Regions from separate parts of the Mus musculus genome. Here regions 2, 3 and 4 are each linked to region 1. The links are chromatin contacts, found by Hi-C or POLR2A ChIA-PET in ENCODE. All regions are on one chromosome and are shown on one strand. Each heading gives the region's core, a stretch centred on a gene start or an enhancer-like site at or near the end of the contact. The rest is flanking DNA. Distances are from core to core; before and after follow the strand shown.

Region 1 (3,736 bases), core at 733-3,232:
TAATGGCAAATTATTTTAGAAATCTCTCGACAGGGGGTTAAGGAGAAATTATGTCTTATGCAGACTTCCATTTTAGGAAGACGCTATAATTTCTAATTGCTCGGTGCCTGGACTTACAGGAAAATGTGTTTTTACATCTGTTTGGATACACTCCAAGGGCAAACCAAACACAAAGGATCTTGTTGCTGTTGTGACAGGAGGTTTGAAAGGACGAGCTGGAAGTCCCCTTTACCCTCAAGAGAGAATGAAATGAAACCGGAAGTGATGGTAAACTGGGCTTAGAAGGAGTGGGTTTAGAGGAGTGGGTGTGGTCCTCTGTCTCTTGAAGGAGACAATGTTTTAAAGCTGCAGAAAGGAAGTAGACTCTCAGCTCAGTGTTACACTAGTAAGATTTTGCTTTCTTTTCAGAAAAAAAAAAAAGTACAGGTAGGCAGCAGAAGAGGCTGTTGTTGTTAGGTATATTCTCACCATGCTAACTCTGGCCGACCTGGAACTTGTATATAGAGCAAACTCTCAATCACAGATCTCTACCCACTTCTTACCTCCAGAGTGATTGGAGTGAAAGCATTCACCTCTGAGCCTGATGGATGACATAGTTATTTTTAAATGTTATTTATTTATTTTACCTTTGAAACAAAGTCTCTAGCCTGACTGACCTGGAATTTACTTTGTAGGCAAGGATAACCCTGCACTTGTGGTCCTGCCTCAGCTTCCCAAGTTCTGGAACTAGAGGCTTAAGACACCATGCCTGCTCTATGTGAGGATCCTGGCTTATGGGGGGGATCTAAGCCAACGGCTTTCTGTGCATCCTGGCAGGCATCCCTACCAGTTAAGCCACATTCCCAGACCTTAAGCAACATATTTTAACAGATTGAAGCCCTTGACCATTTTTAGATCTTCCTAATCTTTTCCATGCCATTGAATTAAAAAAAAAAAAAAAACCAACCAAACAAACAAAAATTGAGTTTTTTGTAGGACACAAACTGTACACTACCTCAAGTCCATCCTGGTCCCACAATTTCAGTGGTTTGGCTGGCTAAGCTCATCTAGTCCACGTGATCTGCAAAGTGGGAAACAATATTCAGGGCTCTGGCATGCCCTGCTCAGGTATTAATATAAGAATATTTTTGCTATCGCTTCTCAGCCTTTTGGAGAAGATCAAGTGAAGAATATTCTTGCTTTGTTGCTATTATGAGGGCTAGTTGTTTGGGTTTTTGTTTTGAGGCAGGGTCTCATGTAGTTTTGAACTTGCTATGTAGCAGGGGATGAATTTGAATGCCTGCCTCCGCCTCCCAAGGGCTGGGATTACAGGCCTGCACCATCAAGCTGGGTTCAGTTTATTAATTTTTTTTTCGTGACACATTTCCTTTTGTGTACATGTTTGTGTGTGTGTGTATGTCAAAGTCAGAGGGCAACTTGTTTGAGTTGGTTCTCTCTTTTAATCATGTAGGTCTTGGGGATAGAACTCAGCTTGCCAGGCTCTGGGCCATCTTGGGAACCCTCATTCCTTTCTATTAATTGTTAAAGAGAAGATAAATAAGGCGATCCATTTCAAGACCACTCCTCCCTCTCTTCCACCCCTCCAGTAGCCTTGTGGGCTTTCCTGCGGACTCATGAAACATGCAGTTTGCTGTTGGGGCATCAGCAGTACCACGGATCTCTAACTTCAGTAGCCAGGCACTGTGACACAAGCCGCAGCACCAGCGTCACGAAGCTCAGTAGGCAGCCCAGGCCCATGGTCCAGCAACAGCACGCAGGCAGCCCAGGAGAACACATGGCAGGGGCCTGGGGGTAAGCCGCCGCTCAGCAACACCCACCTTAGACCAGGCCCACCCTCCCTAGCCTCAGGCTCCGCCCCCTCCTCGGCCCGGCCCCGCCCACTGAGCGGTGGGGGACGCACAGCACCTCCTGTCCTCCCCGCCTCCTGCCGCGGACCGGAAGTCCGGGCTTCCCACAGTACCCCGCGCGCGGCGGGCATGATAACAAGCCCCCGGAGTTCCCACGCTGGTAGTGTGGCAGTCCATAGGCACCGTATTGCGTGAGACGAACCGGACGGCGCCGGGCCATCATTCGTCGGCCCGAGCGATGGCGCTGTTCCGGGGAATGTGGAGCGTGCTAAAAGCACTGGGGCGCACGGGGGTCGAGATGTGCGCGGGCTGCGGGGGTCGCATCCCCTCGTCTATCAGGTAGGCCGCGGGCGAGGGACGCCGTTCGTTCAGGCGTCCGTCTGCCCTCGTCCCACCCTCGTCCTCCGGGCCGCCTGGGGTCTCGCGCCTTTTGGTACCCGACCCCACTTCCTGTCACCTTCTACCTTTCGGCGCCTAGGGCGCTCTCCTTCTGCCTTGGAGGCGGGCCCTGAAGTTGTGGCGCGGAACGCTCGCCCGGACGCTGCCAGGAGGTCACCCAGGATGCCACGACTTGTTTTAGCCCTGCAGGCCCCTCTTTGGTTTGGCTAGGTCACCCATGATGCTAGGACTTGCTTCACCCCTCTTTGGTTTGGCTAGGTCACCCAAACCTGCCCTGTTTGCAAGCCTCAGCCCTGCAACCTCTTTTATTTTTTTGCTTAGGGTAGGTTGTTAAAGTAAGTCGGTTATGGAGCTTATACAGCTGAAGCCCCTTGCGTTTAATTGAATTCTTAGCACAGCAGAGGGAAGGGAAATGCACTCAAAGGTTATTACGATTATATATTTTTTTGGTTGATTGGTTGACTTTTTTTTTTTTTTTAATTTAAAAGATTGGGTCTCTCTGCATAGCCCTGGCTGTCCTAGAACTCCTTTTGTAGACTAGGCTGTCATTGACTTAACAGAGATCCACCTGCTCTGCCACTAGAATGTTGGGATTAAAGGCCTGTGCCACAACTGCTGGGCTAGTTATTAGCATTTTAGGTGGAGGTGTTGGATGTACAGCACCTTGGCTGACTTTGTACTTAGAATCTGAGATCTGTGTATGACTGTTACACGTATCTGACATTCCGTTCTTTTTACTTGTGTGTAGTCTTGTCTGTATTCCGAAGTGTTTTTCCAGCATGGGTAGCTATCCAAAGAAACCTATGAGTTCATACCTTCGATTTTCCACAGAACAGCTACCCAAATTTAAAGCTAAACACCCAGGTAAGGAGTTTGGGGCTTATGATCTTCTCTGATATGATTTTTTTTTTAATTGCAATCTTTGATTTGCATTACCAGAGCATCTAGTACAGTCATTTTCTTTGGTAGTCTGTATAAGTTTTTTTTTAACTAATAGAAGTTCTTTAAATATAAATGAGAAAAATAGTTTTAAAATAAGATGTAGAGGGCAGGAGAGATGGCTCAGTGGATAAGAGCACTGACTCTTCCAGAGGTCCTGAGTTCAGTTCCCAGCAACCACATGGTGGCTCACAACCATCTGTAATGGGATCCTATGCCCTCTTCTGGTGTGTCTGGAGACGGCCACTGTGTACTCATATACATAAAATGAGTAAATCTTAAAAAAAAAAACCAAAAAAACCAAAAAACCAAAAGCATGTAGAGTGAAGAGCACTGTAGAGAAAAGAGATAAAGTTGAGGCCTAGTTGTCCTGGGCAGTTGCTTGTTTGTAATGTCTAAGGTGCAATAAAATAACTTATCGGGAAGTGTTCTATATAATACAATAATGGTCTGTATAAATCATTAACTTAACTGGAAATTATCTAAGCTCCTGAAGGTGGGAAAAAGATCTACAACTAGAAAAGTTTTCCAGGAAGCCTAAGAAAGGGTTG
Region 2 (3,910 bases), core at 1,074-3,573, 1.1 Mb after region 1:
CTGAACAGACTGATAAGGCTCTTCCTCACCCATCCTTAGTGTTGTATAACCCAAGAGAAGGAGGGGCCTTGGGAATCTGGTAAGTTTCAGGGACTTCCTCGGATTTAGGAGTTGTTTTCCCCCTGAGACTTTAAGCCTTCTTCTGAGGAATAATTATTTTTTTTAAGTCAGAGAAAATTACTATGGACAGGTATTTAAAATGTGCCTTCAATGGTTTCTAACTCCTAGTCTTACAAATGTGCACATTCTTACTGAGAAGAGTGGTGATGAAAAAGCACATTATCAGTCTCTATTTGTTTTTATATTATTTAAGGAGTAGAGTAAATTCTGGGGGTAAGGTGCAGGGGTGCAAATGGAAGCAACACAGTAGTTTTTCTAAGTAAAAGCCAAACTCAAAGGAAACAAGATGTTTCTTCCTATAAAAAGGCAAAGCAAGGCAAGGGGAAGGGAGGAGAGAGGGGAGGGGGGAAGAGAGGGGAGGGGAGGAGAGAGGGGAGGGGGGAGAGAGGGGAGGGGAGGAGAGAGGGGAGGGGAGGGGAGGGGAGGGGAGGACCAGCAGAAGAGATGGCTTGCTGTATAAAAACTGTCATGCAAGCCTCATGATCTAAGCATAATCCTTGGGACAAACACATACACACACACCAACAAATGCGGGGAATCTTAAATCAATAATCCCAGCACAAGATAATGGAGACATATACAGCAGAACCATCTGAAAGCTTTGGCCCAGCTAGTCACACATACACACACACACACACACACACACACACACAAGACACAGACCACACACACAGACACACATCACTCACACAAACATATACAAACACACCACATACATACAAATACATACTTACACATCTTTCAGACATACACATACACAAACACCACACATACACCCCACACACACACACACACAAAACATACATATACAAACACATACTCACACATCACTCATGCACCACCACACAGTCACACACACACACACACACACACATATCTCACACTCACACACTCTCGGAACTGGCAATTCCACTCCAAGCTGCTCCACAGGCACCAGAGACCATCACTGTTGATCCATGAAATGATGTTAAGGGAATGAGTCTGTGACTGTATCTGTGGGTCGCAGCAGACGACATACAATAGAGGATGTGCTTCTTACAGAGCTAACCTTCCCAGAGACACTGCACATCCAGCCTTTGACGAAAGCAGCACTTTGCCCAGCAGAAGGATAACCTCCGTGTTCTTTAAGTGGGGGGGAGGGACAACAGATACAGTGTGCGCACATTCATGAATATCTTTTTTAAAGGACATGGGGGACACTTCTATCTGCATAAAATTTATCTTAAAAAAAAAAGCCCAAGATTAAGAACAGTGGAAATGTGACAATGTTGGGGGGCCTATCCTTGGTTTTGATCTGGTCTCATCACACTGAGATGCAGCAGCCCTTCACTATGTAAACCTGTCCTACAATACAAAAACTATCTACGTTGTGTACTTATGACGTGGCCCCAGCATTATCTATTACGGAAGCGGGTGTGTCATTCTGCCAGTGCAGAGCGAGTAATAGCACACAACTCGGTGTGGGGACAGAAGTGTGCAGTAAATCATATTTAATGATAAGATGGCATTATCAAAGAAACACGGGATGCATCATGGGAAGCCGCCAGGACATTAATCTGCTCGTCTCCACCTACAGACCCAAGCCTCCGATGCACAGAGCAATCCACTGGCATGTCAGGGAAACACACATGCGTCATACTTACAGACTCTCTGCTGGTGACCTCTGCAGAGAGGCACACCATCCACGGACACCCAATTCTTAACCGTGTCCCTCCCTAGGTAACTGACCTATAACGAGGTCATTCTCTCCCATCTAATATGAGCTGCTTCTCCCTGCTTGCCTTCACCTACTCTCCGGGCCCAGCCTCTGACCCACCTTCGCCCCAGTTCCAGCAAGCTGACTTTCTCTCCAGGGCTTCCTTTCCAACCCTAATGTGCTGGCCAAAATTCAAAGTGTTGCTCTGAGTCATCCTAGAAATTATACTGTACCGAGAGAGGCTCCACCAGATAAGGAAAGCCCGGCCCCTGAATCATCTGGGCTGCAGAGAAGGGTTCTTCCATCGTCAGAACCTTCAAACCCTGGAGTTGGGTGAAGAGTCAGCCAGGAAAGTCTCAGATACCAACCACAGCTGGGGGCTAACACGGCGCTTAGGGGAGGGTACGCTCCTCTGACTGCACACAGACAAAGAAAGAACGGCTGCTTGCCCTTCTGCTTAGAAATGCCAGAGAATGAACTTCAGGAAGCAGGGGGACAGCCATCTGGGCTGCACCTACAGCAGTCCTCCCTCCTCCACCTTGGCTTCTATCTTCACACCTGGCCACGCTCTGCTTCACGCCACTGCACCTTCCTGCCACATCTGAATTTGTGAGCAGGAAGACGACCAGCACAAACACATCCTAATTAAAAACTAAAAAAAGAGCCAGGAGGCTGTGGTGGCACACAACTTTAACCCCAGCACTCGGGAGGCAGAGGACGGTGGATCTCAGTGAATTCGAGGCCAACCTGGTCTACAGAACAAGTTCCAGGACAGCCATGGCTACACAGTGAAACCGTGTCTCAAAAACAAAAATGGGAGTACCTGCTCTTAATCTGTTCAAGTGAAAGTTGTGTAGAGCCTGAGAAAAGAAATTGATGAATAAATGAAGACCAACTCCCAACTTGAAAGGCACTCAGGCCAACACTACTTTCTGAATTAGTTGCAGAAGTATATGCCAGGTCGAACCTGGCCCCACTCGCATCCAGATCTCCTTAGCCACATCTTGACTGCACCTAGACACACTCATCTCTCACTTCCCTAAAATGCCAACCTTCTGACGATCTCAGGATATATGCATATATCCCCTTGCCCCAGAACAGCCTCTGACCAGCTCTCTGCGTGCCTAGCTTTTTTTGCTATTCAAACTAGTTACAGATGATGACAGAGTGTGGTGTCGCTTCAGGGACAAGCCGAGAGCTCAGTCCAGTCACGTCCTCCCAGGAGGCTTATCACCATCTAAAAGTCAGCTGTCTGGTATCTGCCTTTCTTAGAGAATGTAAACCCTAAAAGGAAAAAAAAAAAAAAAAAACTGTCCCCCAAGCCCTGACACACAGAGCAGCTGCAGGAAGACAGCGCCTGTGAGGTGAACAAAGGGCGGTTACTGTGGAAGAAGAGAATGTGGCTGGTCCAATGCTTAAAGGCCACGGTAAGGAGGCGACATTGAAAATACTCCAGAGCGAATTCACTTCACCAGATAAACAACCTGAAACTGCCCAGGATAAAGAAAGGATGCCAGTTAAACCAGAGATTAAGTAAGTGCCTGGGCGGAATCAAAAACAAAAACAAAACACTACATAAAAGGGCCTAATGCAAACATCACAGCACATCGTCCACCGGCACTGGGCTGTCTGTCCCAAGCCAGGGTCTTACAAGAAATACAAAGTACGACTACAGAGAAAATGCCACAGAATGAACGCATTCCTGGAGACCGAGGATATCCTCAACATATTAAAGGAGATTTATAGCAAGCCCACAGACAACATCAACTTAAACAGAGAGAAACTCAAAGTGCAAACAGCTGACTGCTCCACGAAAATCAGGAACAAGACAAGCTGCTTCACTCTCTCCATACCTATTCAATCTAGCACTCAAAATCTTAGCGAGAGAAGTAAGACAAAGACCAAAGGGAACAATTAGGCAGGGAGGAAGTCAAAGTATATTTGTAGCTAGATATGAGAGTAGACATAAGTGACCCTAAAAATTCAACCAGGAACATCCCACAGCGAATAAACACTTCCAGCAAAGTCTCTGGATACTAAAATTAACGCAAAAATGAGTAGCCCTCCTAAAAACAATTGACAAATGAAGTTAGG
Region 3 (3,494 bases), core at 723-3,222, 1.9 Mb after region 1:
CATTTACAAGGATGCTGGGTTTGTTTTGTTGGTGGAGGGATCTGAACTCCCATCTTCATGATTGTGCGCAAATGCTCTTAATGGCTGAGCCATCTCTCTGGTCCCACACCACACTGCTTCATTTTCTTGAGGAGTTGAGAATCTTTTCAAAGTGGAGCACAGCCTCTTTGAAGGATGTGGTCTGAGGGTGGTGGCAAGATAGAGCTTTTGGTGTTGACTTAGAGCCGATAAAACAGATGACATTTTGTTTGTTCATAGATTTGTGAAGGTTTGATTTCTAAGGAATATTTAACATTTAAAAAAAAGATTTATCTATTTGGTATACAGTATTCTACACACATGTATGCCTGCACACAAGAAGAGGGCAGCAGATCTCATTATAGATGGTTATAAGCCATCATGTGGTTGCTGGGAATTGAACTCAGGACCTCTAGGAAGAGCAGACAGTGCTCTTAACCTCTGAGCCATCTCTTCAGCCCAATATTTAACATTCTTATGTGGAGATATGTCAAAACATTTAGTGTGTTATCATTGTATACATAATGAATACATAAGTGTATAATCACAGAAACAGGCTGGCATTTTTTCTTTTCAGTTTTGAGGGTGTCTTTCAGTGTTTCATTGGTTCCTATCCTCTTGTCTTCTTAAGGTACTTTAAATGTGATCCTTCTGCTGGCTGCTAAAAACTCATTGAAAAAAACATAATCTGCAGGAACACGGGAGAGCTGGAAAATACATCAAGTTACCTGACACAGACATAGAGAGACAGACACTTCATGTTCTTTCTCATAGGCGGATCCTAGCATGTAATGTTCATATGTTAGTGTGTATATAAGGTTCCAACTAGAAAGGAAAGGCTGCCCGAGTGGGGGGGGGGATTAGAGTCATGGACATGGTGATAGGACACAGAGGGCTATGGGCTTGGGGGCGTGCAGTTACGAGGTGCGGGGACTAGGGTTACTGGGAGAAGGGATGAGAAGAATTAACACAGACCAATATTGTCTGAAAATTCCATAGTGAAACTTAATATTATATATATACATATATTAAAGGTGTGTGCCACAATCCTCAGATATATATATATATATATATGTATATATATATATACACACACATATATACACACACACACACATATATATACACACATACATATGTAAACTAATATATTATATATTAATATTATATATTATTTATATTATCCCAGCTTAATATAGAATTTTGAAAGGCATAATCATAAAGTAATTTTAAATGTTAGCAATAGCCAGGTGGTGGTGGCAGCACACGCCTTTAACCCCAGTACTCTGGAGGCAGAGGCAGGAGGATCTCTGTGAGTTCAAGGCCAGCCTGGTCTACAGAGCAAGTTCTAGGTCAGTCAAAATTACACCCAGAAACCTTGTCTCAAAACAAAACAAAATAAAAGTAAGAAACTCTTTTTTTTTTTTTTTTTTTTTTTTGGTTTTTCGAGACAGGGTTTCTCTGTATGTGTAGCCCTGGCTGTCCTGGAACTCACTCTGTAGACCAGGCTGGCCTCGAACTCAGAAATTTGCCCTGCCTTTGCCTCCCGAAAGCTGAGACTAAAGGTGTGTGCTACCACGCCCAGCTAATAACAAGCTCTTGATGTAGTGGTACTGTCACTTTGGTGGCTGGCTATCTAAATTCAATGCATTTGAATTGTGTTAGTCTTGGAGGGAAATTACACACAGAAAGGTAGCTGGAGAAAAAAGAGAATAGATTAGACTGTCCAGAAACAACAGGACGATATTGGAAGGAAAACAGAGCTCAAGAGTCAGTTGGCGCCCGCCCTCCTGCAATTCCTCTGGCCGCGGTTTCCGCTCCCTTTCGCGCTCTGCGCTCCCAGGCAGCCCCGCCCAAGCGTAGCTCAGCTCTGATTGGCTCCTTTGAACGTCTACGTGCAATCGGATTGGCGGATCCCGGGAGCTTTACCGCGGCGAGTTTGAAACTGCTGGCACTCGGCCTCTAAGCTCCTGGAGTTGCTGCGTCCGCGCAGTCCGGAACTGCGGTGTGGCCCCAGCCGGGACAGAGAGGTATGGCGTGAGTCGGACTGGGTGCAGGCTGGGCCTGCGGGGGCTCCACGGGATCTGGGGGTTCCCCCGGGGAAGGGCAGGACATCCATGTGAGCCTGGGGATCCCTTGTGGACGGGTAGGGCCTCCACGTGAGATCTTGGTCTCCTGTGGACGGGTAGGGCCTCACCTAAGTCCGGGATCCCTTATGGTCGGGCATGGCCTCCCTGAGCCCGGGGTCTGGGGTACCCTATGGATGAGCATGTCCTCATCTGAGGCCAGGGTCCCCTATGCAGGAGCATGGCCTACCTGAGCCTGGGGACACTATGGAGGAGCAGGGCTCACCGGAGCCTGGGATCCCTATGGGGGGGGGGGGCAGGGCTCACCCGATCCAGCGGTCCCTTATGGAAGGGCAAGGCTCACTTGAGCCCCGGGTCCTGCGGACGTGCAGGCCCCTACGCGAGCTCCAGGTTCCTGCAGACTGGATGGGCCTCGCTGGAGTGGGCCCGGGTGTGGGCGGGGTGCCAAGTTATGTCCCAGGCCCTGTTGGCTGCCAGTGTGGAGCTGGGCTGCACCAGGCCAGCTGCCTTCGGAGGCCTTAAGTCGGTACTGCCGGAGAAACAGACCCGTGGTCGTTTAAAAAGCTTATTCCTACCAAGGTGCAGAACCAAGAAAGTGTAGGATCGTTTATTTTTAGTTGCCTGTGCTAAGGCCACAGACTGTACCCAGGCAAAGAAGGAGAGAGAGGGAGAACCGCGGATGCCTTCGCGTCCTTGATCGTCTTAAAACATAAATACCGATGAAGGTTCTGATGTGCGGGCCACCATCGCCTGCCCCCAACTTGGATACACTGGGCAGCTTTTAACAGCAGGCCCGGGAGACTGGAAAATGTTGGAAGGAAATAAGCCCAGCTTTCAAGACATGTTAACTCTTTGCTGTCTGTGCAGAGGTGGTTGAAACGTTTAATGCTCTATAGTTATATTAAGTCTCTGTATTGAAGAAAGGGGGTTGGGGGGGGATGCGTTGAAATTTCCTAAACATAATCTCCATAGTTGAGAGTCAATCTTATGTGTCTGAGAATCCCCAGGGTTCAGTGGGATGCCTGGCAGGACCCTTGGACGGGTTTACATTTTCCTTCTGAATTTTTATCTGTTGAGCCGCTGCCTCCTTGTGCAGTGCCAAGAGCTGGGATTCCTGGCTGTGCCCCCACACCCCATGGAGTTGATTTTACTGTGGAAAGAGATCTGTAAGGAACAGCTCACGAGAGGTCAGCCATTCCTTGATGCTCATTCATAAGGATCTTGTCACCCGTGGCAGAGGGCTTTCAAGGAGAAGGCACACCTTTTTCCTACCATTCTTTGTGAGCCAAGAAATTGTTTCTCCCTTGTTCGTGATATTTTTCAAAGCATGATTAGCAAACACACTGTCTTAGCGTTGTTGGGATGAAACACCATGACCAAAGCAAAGGA
Region 4 (3,887 bases), core at 1,211-3,710, 1.4 Mb before region 1:
ATTCTGCAGCGAACACAGCAGCTGGAGGTAGCTCTGGTTCCTAGAGGGACAGAGTTTGTGGGAAGTGACAGGAGTCTTGGGTACACTGCCTGAGGCTTCAACCCAGGATTCAAACCTCACCTCTGCAGCTTCTCCTGTTCCTGCCCCGCTTGCTGCTTCAAGGTTTCCAGTTCCTGATGGGATCCGTCAAGCTTCTCCAGAGCCCTCTTCCGGCGCCTCTTGACCTCTGCAGAAATCTTTGTCAGGTTCTGCAAACGCTTCTGAAGGGGTGAGAATGCAGGGCCGTGACTCACCTCATGCTCCTCTTCTCAGCGCCTGCCATATCTCCCATCTCCCCTGCTTAGCCAGAGCTTGAGGCTCAGACTCACTGACAGGCAGAGATACCTTGTCACTTCAAGACAGAGAAGAGCCTAGAGAGAAGTCAGAGCCCACCTGTTGCAGTACCCACTGCTTCTGAGCCAGCTGAAGTTTCTCCTCAAGGACTCGCTTCTGCAGGGAGAGAAAGGACATTCCTTCTTAGGGTTGATTTGAGGAGAGAGCATCGAGGTCCAACCCAGCTTCCCCTCCCCTTCCTCCAGTCCTGCATCCCCTCAGGTTCTCTAGGTATACCTTAGCCTCGAGTTGCTCAAAAGCCTTCTGAAGCTCTGTGTACTTCCTGTGAGCCTCTTTAACCTGGGGTAAGGCCTCAGACAGGGCACATTTTATGACATCCACGTGATCCATGTATGTGGCCTTCATGTCCTTCCACTGCTCCTTAGTTTCAGTTGCCTTTTGCCCTAAGGTGGGCCACAAAGAACAAGAACACGAGTGAGTCATGCCTGCAGCCAGCCTTCTAGAGCTCTCGTTCACAGCCTTCCTTCCCATGAGGCAGACACAGGCATGGCTCACATCTTCCCGCTTCAACCATTCAGCCCACACCCTACCTACAACCCAAGCCTACTCACGACTGGCATCTTCAGAAGCCAGAGCATCAGGGCTCTGCTCAGTGTCCTCCTGAGCCAGAAAAGTCTGTAAGAAGTTCACTACTTGAAGCTGGCTACAGAGCAGTTTGTCTTTCTTCCGCGAGTTCTGTTTACCGTGGGGACAGAAGCAGGGATTAGTCTTCCCTTCTGATACTAGAGACCAGCCATTTTGTTCTTCCCCATTGCTGCCCACTATTTCAAGAGGCTATCCCAGGACCAGCCCCGCCCCCTGTCTTCTGAAACGCTGGGTCCCACTTTGCACATACATACCCTCATAAACTCCTCCATGATCTTGGCAGGCAGCTCTGCTTCTTCCTGCAAGCCTACAGGTTCTAGAATGGCTGCTGCCTCAGCCAGAACCCTGTAAGGCATGAGTGAGATTGTGCTATGGTACCACACGAGCTCGAAGGAACATATGCAGTGGCATCTATGTCAGGAGGGTGCCAATGCTCAGAGGCTACCCAAGGGTCTTAAGGGACTTTAGGCTGAGATCAGAAACACCATGTACCTGGACAACATACAGTAGCAACTAAGCGCCATGAGGAAATCACCTGAAATACTGGAGGATAGGGACTGTGCAGACATGACTACATGTTTAAATAGGGGGGGTCACAATGGGTAAAAACTCGATGAATCCGTCTGAAAGCAGCAGGGGCATATATACAGAAACAGAGAAAAGCCAAAGTTCAGGCAAGCCTTGGAAGACATGCTAGTAATGGCTGATCTCAGAACGTATGATGTGTAACCCACCCAGCCTTTCCAGATTGGCTGGAACAATCCACTAGAGGACAGAGATACAGATAAAAAAATACTAAAGAAGAAGGTTGTGACAGAAGGTCCTAGAATGGTAAAGGGTTGGTTACGACATCTGTAATGGAGCTGGCTTTTTTAGAATACTACGCCACAGGGCTCAGGGTGGGTGAGGTAATGTCCCTCAAAGGCAGCATCCGACATAAGGTGACCTACGTCAGCCATCCAGATGTATCACTCCGCATACAGAAAGAAGTCCCTGCTTAGTCATACCCCTGCAGCAGAATGCCACAAAGACCCTAATAGGCATCATTCCAAAAAAGAGACGTTGTCACACAGTCAAATTCTGCACTCCTGAATTGAGGCGACATCAACCCTCAAAGGCCACACTCATGGAGTAGGATGACAGTCTTTTCGGGCTGCATTATCTTTTCTAATTGAAACTGCTCCTCGGGGCCTACACTCCAGAATCCAGGTGACATCGTCTCTTAGGGCCCGCACTCCTCAGCTAGGGTGACAAGATCCCTCAGAAGTCGCACTCCTGAACTAGGGCGCCACTGTCCCTCCGCCGCCACTGCCCGAGCCGCCGCCCCAGGCCCTCGCCTTCCACACTCACTCTTTCGTCGCAACAGCGTTGTTTTTCTCCGCAACAGCGTTTTTCTCCGCGTCCGCCATCGTTCTGTCGCTCACCACGCCTTTGGATTCTCCTGGACTGCCCGCCTAGGTCGAGATTGGTTTCTGGGTAAGTGGGCAGGACTTTAAATGACGTCACCTCTTTTCATTGGCCGGAGTCGATTCCGGTCCCGCCCCCGTACGCAAGCGTAGGCGGTTTTTCGGTTCTGGGGGCTGGCTGGAGGTTCTGAGCCTGCGCAGTAGGAAGCACTGATAGCTGAAGGCCAGACAGTGAGAAAGCAAAATTTGGTGGGTGCAGACACCGGAAAAAGGCTATTATCTGTTCCAGTAGTCACGCTTTCCTATTAAATGTACTGCTGCGGAAGAAAGGAGGTGGGCCTCTCCTCCACGACGCTGAAGAATACTGATCTTATAAGTAAATACTATATGAGTTCAAAACATTGTGCTTTTAAAGACCTTAATCAGAGATCCCAGTTGGGTCTCTTGTGTGGACAAGTCCCAGCTGAAACTGAGGGTGGGCGTTGGTCGCCAGAGTGCAGGAGGGAGAGAAAGAAGGCTGCACCTAGAGAACCCAGAGCCAGCAGCTTTCTGAAATACTCTGCTGAATCCTGAGCTGTATCTGAGGAAATTTCCTGAAGGGAATTTTAAAGATGCTTTGGAGATTAAAGCAGAGTCGATATTAGATACCATTTTCACAGATTGGTATTGAAGAATGCCTACTCAATGGTGAGCAGATACACCACTGAGAAGTGTCGCCTTGCGACTGGCAATAAATAACCCTACCTACGTTGAGCACTGCTGTGGCACCATCTAACAGATTAAAGGAATGAGGCCTTAACAATCCCTTAAATGTGAGACCAACTAGACTGCAATAATGAAGATGAGGTTACAAAAAAAAAAAAAAAAAAAAAAAAATCACCAAGCAGTAGGTTCGGCTTACAATTCCTGATCTTTGCTTAGTCATTCCCAGGCATGACTAAAAGAAAATTCATTATTAGATGAATAAGTCACTGTTTAGAACAGAAATGGATGTTAAGACATCAGACAAGCAGAACATCTTTGTGTTCCAGAGAAGGAGTAAACAGAAACCAAGATGTGCTACAGATGTGGGCAAGAGGAACTCTCATGTTACTGCTGGGTGTGTTTTGAAAACAATGTTTCCTCAAAGGGTTAAACATAGAATTACTGGATGATCTATAATTTTCCAAGTATAATTACAAAGGAAATTAACATATAAACACAAAAATGCACACAACACACGAAATCTGTAAGAGCCAAAAGTAGAACAAACCTGTCATGACACAAGGAATGAGAAGAACTACTGTAAATGGAATACAAATTTATAATAACCAAAAATGGGGTATTATTGTATGGGAATCTAGCAATGAACCTTGAAAAAATGAAGCCAGGTAAACAAAATTGCAGATTTGATTCTTTCTTTCTTTCTTTCTTTCTTTCTTTCTTTCTTTCTTTCTTTTTCTTTTTTCTATCTTTCTTTCCTTTTTTTTTTTTTTCCTTGTGTTTTTCCAGACAGGGTTTCTC

What was found. Hi-C counts contacts between places; a loop is a spot of excess contacts on that map. ChIA-PET counts read pairs that join two places held with the same protein, here RNA polymerase II (POLR2A).
Region 2: a map of T-helper 17 cell shows a loop between it and region 1 (3-fold over the local background). The contact joins the enhancer-like site here to the promoter of Tfam in region 1. A Hi-C loop is called at or near these places in 2 of 37 maps with a recorded cell type or tissue (T-helper 1 cell and T-helper 17 cell).
Region 3: a map of T-helper 17 cell shows a loop between it and region 1 (6-fold over the local background). The contact joins the promoter of Cdk1 here to the promoter of Tfam in region 1. A Hi-C loop is called at or near these places in 1 of 37 maps with a recorded cell type or tissue (T-helper 17 cell). POLR2A ChIA-PET finds 5 or more read pairs at or near these places in 1 of 5 experiments (embryonic stem cell).
Region 4: a loop to region 1 is called in a map of T-helper 1 cell, with 5 times the contacts of the local background. The contact joins the promoter of Zwint here to the promoter of Tfam in region 1. A Hi-C loop is called at or near these places in 3 of 37 maps with a recorded cell type or tissue (T-helper 1 cell, T-helper 17 cell and regulatory T cell).

Annotation. Positions count from the first base shown.
Region 1 is chr10:71,236,290-71,240,025 of GRCm38, reverse strand. It overlaps Tfam (transcription factor A, mitochondrial), which reads left to right and starts at 1,982. Exons shown (of 7, transcript NM_009360.4): 1 at 1,982-2,186; 2 at 2,995-3,110. The coding sequence starts at 2,086.
Region 2 is chr10:70,119,169-70,123,078 of GRCm38, reverse strand. All of the region lies in intron 1 of Ccdc6 (coiled-coil domain containing 6), which reads right to left. Among named protein-coding and RNA genes, the nearest start is that of Gm51771, 11 kb to the right of the region's middle. Within about 2 kb of position 2,323, at least 1 of the 3 ENCODE cell types and tissues checked has a DNase peak (open chromatin) inside an H3K27ac peak, as active enhancers do.
Region 3 is chr10:69,351,390-69,354,883 of GRCm38, reverse strand. Cdk1 (cyclin-dependent kinase 1) reads left to right here and starts at 1,972. Exons shown (of 8, transcript NM_007659.4): 1 at 1,972-2,048.
Region 4 is chr10:72,653,419-72,657,305 of GRCm38, reverse strand. It overlaps Zwint (ZW10 interactor), which reads right to left and starts at 2,460. Exons shown (of 8, transcript NM_001293683.1): 1 at 2,329-2,460; 2 at 1,233-1,323; 3 at 945-1,068; 4 at 610-776; 5 at 433-489; 6 at 121-260; 7 at 1-40. The coding sequence starts at 2,387.